3 separate regions of the Mus musculus genome follow, and regions 1 and 3 are each linked to region 2. Evidence: chromatin loops called from intact Hi-C (ENCODE). Cell type or tissue: left cerebral cortex. All regions are shown on one strand.

Evidence for each region. Hi-C counts contacts between places; a loop is a spot of excess contacts. Peaks named below come from ENCODE experiments on the same cell type or tissue, not always from the same donor. Only the 100,000 strongest peaks of a DNase experiment are listed, where the experiment ranks them.
Region 1: a loop joins it to region 2, with 3 times the contacts of the local background. A loop is called at or near these places in 12 of 42 quality-filtered maps.
Region 3: it touches region 2 in a loop (2.9-fold over the local background); 8 of 42 quality-filtered maps call a loop at or near these places.

What each region holds. Positions count from the first base shown.
Region 1 is chr14:122,462,511-122,465,010 of GRCm38, forward strand. It overlaps Zic5 (zinc finger protein of the cerebellum 5), which reads right to left. Exons shown (of 2, transcript NM_022987.3): 1 at 1,382-2,500. Among named protein-coding and RNA genes, the nearest start is that of Zic5, 1.9 kb to the right of the region's middle. In left cerebral cortex, no CTCF peak of the experiment used is centred here; DNase peaks (open chromatin) are centred at 973 and 1,640; H3K4me3 peaks cover 2,302 bases; H3K27ac peaks cover 2,010 bases.
Region 2 is chr14:122,223,610-122,226,109 of GRCm38, forward strand. All of the region lies in intron 1 of Clybl (citrate lyase beta like), which reads left to right. Among named protein-coding and RNA genes, the nearest start is that of 1700108J01Rik, 8.8 kb to the right of the region's middle. In left cerebral cortex, a CTCF peak has its summit at 297 (motif pointing right); DNase peaks (open chromatin) are centred at 300 and 1,102; H3K4me3 peaks cover 290 bases; H3K27ac peaks cover 160 bases.
Region 3 is chr14:122,452,298-122,454,797 of GRCm38, forward strand. No RefSeq gene overlaps it. Among named protein-coding and RNA genes, the nearest start is that of Gm5089, 2.4 kb to the left of the region's middle. In left cerebral cortex, a CTCF peak has its summit at 1,281; DNase peaks (open chromatin) are centred at 854 and 1,566; H3K4me3 peaks cover 590 bases; H3K27ac peaks cover 1,738 bases.

The DNA of each region.
Region 1 (2,500 bases), 240 kb after region 2:
AAGAGTCTCCAGGGAACTTTCCCTTTAGTAAAGAAACTAAGAACTGATCCGAGTTAGGGAAAAGGAAGGGGGCGGGGTGGGGGTGGGGTGGGGAGGCCTGTAAGGAAAACTTCTAGCCGATCCTGCAGGTCAGAGGGAAGCCTTTAAGTTTTAGGGCTTCAAGAGCAAGGCTGTAGGCTAAGACCACCTCAACCAGGCTGCTCTCATAAAGGCCTCAGGCCAGTGGCCTGTGTAAGGGCCTGTGCTTGGGGGTTGCCTTTGCGTTCCAGTCCCAGATGCGCCGATAAATCAGTCAAGTGATTACTGAATGTAAACTCAGGTTACCTAAGTGTCCTCCGAGGAGTAATATTTCCCATCATATAAATCTCGACTACACTCGCCCTCCACATTAGCCGGGCGCGATCGCGCGTTCTACAGGACCAACAGGGCCCATGCCTCTATGGCCCAACGCCTCAGCCTCCTTCACCAGACCCACGGATCCCCGACGTGGGGCAGAATAAGAGGAGGAACCTCATGGAGTTAAGAGTTCTCCCCAAGTTCCACAGAGGTCTTACAGATCCGGGGAAAGCACCCTCTCTGGGGTCTAGAACCTTCTTTTAAAAGACAGAAGCCAACTTCTCCAGTGCCCAACACAATGTAACTAAAGCCTGTGGACCGTGTGTGAGTCGGTGCGTGAAGATATGTAAATGAAGTGTTGAGTGAGGACAAATGTGCAAGGGAGGTCGTGGTGTCACACGAGTGTGTGCACGAGGTCAGGAATGTATGAATTAGTATGAGAGTGTATGTCAGACCTCGAGTGAAAAGCTAGAGTTTCCTAGGGTCCCAGGTCTCTCCCTCAGACCTTCCTCAACCGGCCCCAGGACCTCTCTTCACGGGTGAGGCCGCTCTGACCAGCCTACAAAACATAGCCAAACCCATGCGCCCCTCCCACGCTGTATCTCGGCAACGCGGCGGTCCAGCAAGGCCCGCGTCCCGTGGAAGAAGGGAGGTGCTACCGGGTGACGGTAGCCAAGGTTCCCTTCCCCAAGGCCCTCCGGACCTCCCGGGGCTCGGGGCGTGGGGACTGCGGACCGTCCTGAGTGCCTTGATGCTGCTGTTGCTGTTCCCGGCAGGGCGGCGGCGGCTGGAGCGCGTTGCGGGTCCCGGCCGAGGGGCTGCGGGCACGCTGGAGACTCCGCCGAAAGGGAGGCCAGCGCGGGGCCCGTGTGTGTTATTGAATTACTTATTCATAGAAAAAAAAAGGGGGGGGGAGGGAGAAGAAGAAAAAAAAAGAAGTCACATGTCCGGGTCATACGTCTGCGGAGAAGTAGCAGAAGGAGGGAAAAATGAAAGCGAACAGAAGGCGAGGCGGTGGCGGCGGCGGCCGGGGACAGACACCCACCTGTATGAGTGCGCTTGTGGATCTTGAGGTTCTCGGAGCGCGCGAAGACCTTGCCGCAGCCCGGGAACGGGCAGGGGAAGGGCTTCTCGCCGGTGTGCACGCGGATGTGGTTGATGAGCTTGTACTTGGCCTTGAAGGGCTTGCCCTCGCGCGGACAGTCCTCCCAAAAGCAGACGTGGCTGCTCTGTTCCGGGCCGCCCACGTGCTCCACTGTGACGTGGTTCACCAGCTCGTGCATGGTGCCGAAAGTTTTGGAGCAGGGCTTGACGCCGCTGTCCGCGGACGCCGGCGGACCGGCCAGCTCCTCTGGGTCCAGCCACTTGCAGATGAGCTCCCGCTTGATTGGCTGCCGCATGTAGCGCAGGAAGGCCCCGGCCGCCCCCGGGAGGTGGGGGTGGTGCGGGTGCGGCGCGGGCGCCGGCGGTGGCGCCGGGGGCGGCGCGTGGTGTTGCAGGTGGGGCCCGGGCCCCGCGGCCGCTGCGGCCGCCGCTGCCGCAGCCAGGTTCAGGTTTAAGTTCACGGCTCCGTAGCCGTGCAGGGCGGCGGCCGCGGCGGCCGCCACCGCCCCATAGTGCGCGTCCCCTGAGCGCGGAGCGAAGGGTGGTTCGGCGCGGCCGTAAAGCTCGGCCGCAGCCGCCGCGGCGGCCGCCAGCCCAAGGCGCATCTGGCCGTTTAGCGGGTGGCCACCGGGAGCCCCGGGAGAGTCGTGCAGCGCGGGAAAGAGCGCGGAGCCGCCGCCGTCCCGGCCCGCGTAGGTGCCGCTGGCCGAGATGAACATCCCGGCCGGGTGGGGAGGTGGGGTCGGGTGCTGGGGGGAGCTGCTGCCGGACCGCTGCTCCCCTCCGAGCGGGGCCCCGTGCATGGCCGCCGCGGGGGCCGTGGCGGAAAGGTCCCTCCGGAGGACGAAGTCCCTGCTGTGGCCTTTGCCGCTGCTGCTGCCGCCGCCACTGTTGGTGGCAGTGTAGCCCGAGAGGGCAGGAGGAGGAGGAGGCGGGGGAGGGGGAGAGGAGGACTGGGAGGGAGGAAGAGGAGGGGCTGGAGGCGGGGGCGCCGAGGCCTGCGCGCCACTGCTGCCCCCGCCGTCGGGGTGGGTGCGGGCGCCTGGGTGAGTCCCTGAGG
Region 2 (2,500 bases):
GGGGCTTGTGAGCAGCTTCAGTGTTGACAATCTGATACTGTGTTGCTTTTTCTAGTCAGAAGCCATCTTGGGCCCCTCCCACTTCCTGCTTTGTTTTCTGAAGCTGTTTAGGTTTTTGTTTTTGTTTTTCCTTTTCCTTTAGGTTCATTTTGTAACCAGGGCAACAAATGCTGCCATGAGTGGACAGGAGGGTTGGGAATGCTGGAACCAAATCATCTTGGGGAGATGGGTTAGGAGGCTTATGTTTCTGTACGGTAAGTGCGGTGACTAGACTGTAGTTCTGGAGTGGTCACTAGATGGCACTCACACACTGGTGTTAAACCAGTCCAGGACTCCCCACTTTGGCGCCTGTATATTCTCCAGAGAGGCTGACTGGCCAAAGCTTTGTATCCCTCCACTCTTGATGGTCTACAGAGATCTAAACAGACGGATACGTGCCTCTGTCTAACTCATTTCACCTGATACTGAGCGATCTTAAGAACCTGGCAAAAATACCTTCAAAGGTCTTAAAACCCTGTCAGCTGCTTAACCCCGGCTTGCTCTTCTCCTGAGCAAATGCAGTGAACCCATCTTTGCAGTAGAGAAACTTATCTGTTTCTCTCCTAGTCGTTTCACAGATATTCTCAGTGGGAAGAATAGGAAGTGAGGGTGAGGGAGGCATTAAAAAGATTAGCACGTCAGAAGGAGATCTATCTAAAACAGAACTACAGCTTGGTAAAATACAACGGAACCTGCTAGATAGAGATTAATATTATTTTATCAGGTCTATTGTTAGACAGTTTCAAACAAGCGAAGCATCATTTGCATGTTCTTGTGTATTGCTGGAGTAGGAGGCAGGAAACCGTATGTTCTTCTTTCTACAAGTTGTATGTGCATCACAGAAAAACCCAATCTTAACTTCGTAAATCTGTTCTGATGGAACAGGAAGGGAATAATGAATTTCTAAGGTCACCTCGGCTCCTGCCTGGTTCAATCCTCTCTGAGCTGAGTGGACATCTTGGGGAGGGGCCCTCGTGGCTCTCTCAGGCATGGGCACGCTTCTTCATCTATGCTCTTCTTAGCTGAGATAACAGTGCTCTGAGCCCCACTGGTAAGGTTAACCTGGGTGCCGCAGGACAGCAGATGGGAATTCTGGTTTGCAGCCACTGCGGAAAAATAAAAACATGTTCCAGAGGGGAAGGGAGCTTGTATTTCTGCGTTTGAACCTTTGATCCACATTCGCTTCTGAAGGGAGGGCTAAACCTTTTGGTGGAGACACATGGCTTGACATCTGTGAAAACACAGCTGTATGGAGCAAAGAAAAGTTGGGGAAAACACAATGGTTTTGCTGTGTCAGGGCCGTTAGTGCTCGAATTCTAGACAAATATTGTCTTTTGATAGTTCTCGCAGAAGGCCTTCTAGATTTTCCCAGGTAATTGCTTAGTAATGTTATTCTTTGAATTTCAGATTTTGAGCCACCTTTTAAGAAGTGAGACATAGGTTTTTCTCTTCTCTCCTCTCTATAAAGACAGTAAAATAAATGAATTGTTGTGATGACCTAGCTGGCAGCCGGGAGGTGGGAAGAAATCAAACCCTTTGAAACAGATGACGGTAGACATCACGATTTGCTTTCGTTTATTTTTTTTTTAATGGAAATATTGGACATAGAGCTTTGTTCCCGACGTTACAGCAAAGATGGGGCCTTCGAAGAGCTTGGCCCTTGGAAACTTGCTTTGTTTTGAGCAATTAAGGTTTGTCACTGAGCGGATGGAGAAGCCCTGCTTCCATTCATCTGTAAATAGCAGTCTTAGCACGTCTCTCCATCCCTCTCCCCAGCCCCTCGGCCAAGAGAGGTATTTAGCGAGGTCTTCCTTCGTCCCCACTTTTCCCTCTGCCTTCCTCTTGACCTTTCCCCTTTTCCTACTATCGAGTCTGTGACCTGTTAGCTCTTCCTTGTCCCTTGGTAATGGGATATCTCTGGACCCTCCCATTCCTCCTGTACCAGTGTGGCCACCAAGACATCCTGGGATGAGGGTTTGAAGTGGAAGCAGAAGCCTGGACAGCGGCTGCCCCATCCCCCAACCCAGTCTCACTTTCCAGTACCCACCACTTCAGCAGCAGCCATGTGTCCCCGAAATGAGATTACCGTGGGGTTTCTTTAAGAGAAAGATACAAATATTCACCTTTGGGGGCCATCCTGCTGCCAGAAGGAGTGTGAACTAAAGTCCTCCCAGACACCCCAAAACTTTCCCCTTTGAAGTCATCCTGCCTTCCCCTTGCAGGAGAGGAAAGAAGAGCCGAGTAGATGTCAGGACCTCTGAAATGCTGACTTAGCCTTTTCCCTAGGCCTCCTGTGGGCTCATCCTCGGGCCTTTCAACTGTTCCTTTTGAAACTGCAGAGTTAGGTGGCCAGGCCTTTCCACACTGTCCCAGCCACCAGCATCTGCTCCGGGCAGCAAAGGGAAGAGGCTGAGGGTAGGTAGGAGGAAAACATGGGTGACAGTTAGCCTTGGAACAGTTT
Region 3 (2,500 bases), 230 kb after region 2:
GTAAAAGTGGATCCTAAGAGCTTGGTTGGGGGTGGGTGGGTATGGGGGCCTTTTGGTATAGCATCGGAAATGTAAATGAGCTAGATACCTAATAAAAAATGGAAAAAAAAAGAAATCAAAAAAAAAAAAAAAAAAAAAAAGAGCTTGGTTGGAGTCCTGGGAGAGCGTGTATTTGTTTGTAATTTGTGACTGAGACCTAGAGAGCAAGGTATCTTAGTAAAGAGAACCGTTTGTACAGAGCTTGTGTCTCTCTTTGTAGGATCCAGACAGGTTAATGTGTTTTCCCCGGGCAAAAAGGATTAAAAAAGAGGGGTTATCCAAACCCAAGTGGTCCTTGTGCATCTTCCTTCCCCTTCCCAACGGCTGTCTGCATGTCCCTATCCCCCTGCCCCCACCCCTTTACCCCAGTCCCTCAAACTCTTTTTAACTATGGCTGCTGACTACATTCCTGCCGCCCTCAGTGTAGGATGGTCACTTCTCTTCAGCCTGCAAATGAGAAGTGACATTTCAGCCAATCCATAAGCAGAACATGGGGACACAGGCCCATTGACAGAGCTCAGCCCAGGGGCCGGCTGGCTCCACAGCATCCGAAGCTGCCTTAATTAATACCATCTTAAATAGTCCAGCAGCCACCGAAGACAAAGTTGAAGAAAGACTTTAAGGCTGAGTGCCCCTCGACAAGCTCCTTTCCCCATGTCATTCAATATTTAATGCACCCGCTTGTAATGCAACTACTGGTGTTCCTTTCTCAGCAAGGACATTATTTTTTCACGGTGCCCATAGCCAGGGAAAGCCCTTTAGGCAAAGAAAATCAAAATGTTTGTTGTTTTGGATGACTCATAACTCTTGTTTAACACAAGCACTTTCAGGCAAGTATAACAGGCGAAGCCTCCAAAGCAAACAACACAATCCTCGTGACAGAGCCGAACACAAAAAGCACATTGTCTTGAGGAGTACCCCTTTCTCTGGTGCTAGATGGGGGCCTGTCTCCCAGTGAACACCACGACGCCATTTCACTTTTGAACTATTGTTTTTGAGTTATGCCATGTGGTCAAAAGGAGGGAGACGGGGGTTGTTTCCAGGCTCCTGAGACAAACGAGTTGCCTTTTCAATGAAATCCCCCCGCGATCCTTGAAAACGGAGTTTAAATGTCACCTCCGCCTTTCTAATGGGCACAGGGCTGGAGGCGACCCTTCAAAGCGCCTGAGTGATAAACGACCCTTATTAAATATGGCCTGGACTGCTGGGAAAGTATGGCTCTGGGCCTGCGCGCCAAAGAGCGCCCCTCACTGGAGGGCCCGGGAGCCGCAGGAGTCTGGATCATCTAGGGATAGAGGCCCTAGGACCTGCTCTGGGGTGAGAGCTAGAGTGGGGAGCTCGGGTGTAATGCAACTTATCTACCGCCCCAACACGCCGTGAGCCCCATCCCCAGAGCCTCCGCCTGGAGGATTGGTGCGTTTCCCCCCTGACTTCTTTTTGTCGGTGACCCAGTGGCGTCTGCAAGTCTGAGCTGCAAAGTTACTGATTTGCAGGCCGCATGTTAAGGCAGCCCATGTAAGTAATTTCTCCGGGCACCCCAGCAAAGGAGAACAAATCGCTGACAAAGGCGAGCGCTTTCGATTCAGCGGCGTCGTTAAGGCAACCCTGAAGTATCCCTCTTATAATAAGTTCCACTTCAAAGCGTTTCTCATTGAGCGGTGACTGCTTCGCACTTTTATTAAGTCCGGGCTTTTTCACTCCGAGGAATCATCTGTTTGGTTATTTTTCATCGTGTTTATTTTTCACTATTCACACAGTACTTGTATTAAATAAACAAAGAACAATCGCTCTACAAATAAAAGTGCTTAGGTGGGGAGAGAAGGAAGAGGTACTGGGGACCAGGCTCCCCTGCCTCTCTCCCTACCCTCTGACATCACTACCCCCACCCCCACTGGGCTTTCTCTCCTCTCTTCATTCTTTCTTCTTCCTTTCAAGCCAGGAGGTTCTATAGGGGAATCATCACCAACAACAGAAAGCTAATATATATGATATGCACATATATATCATACATTTCTAATCTTTGCCTATGTGTTTCTGATGAGGTGAGAATTGGCTGAATTAACTGGCCTTGAAAGTAAGGGTCACTGCAACTGTATCTTAATAGACTGTCTCAAATCGCTGTGGACGGCCTGCCAGCGACTCTCCTGGCCCTGCCTATTGCCATAGCAATTCTGACCTCTGTGTGGATGTACCATAAAAACAGTAGTTTGAATTTCAAAAACATGCCTTTGAACTTCTCCCTGCCTGATTAGGCAGTTTCGGGATGTGTGAATATGTGCTCTGGGATGTCCCTTCGTGGGGTCTCTGAGAGTTTTTTTTCACGGGGAGGGAAAGTGTGCTGACCACCCCAGGGTGCTTTCTCTGTGATTCTGTTGTCTTTCCAGATCTAGAATGTTCCCGAGGTTTCGGGTGGTGTTTGGGTAAGGCACTGGCAGATGGCAGGGAGGTGGTATCCCTGTAA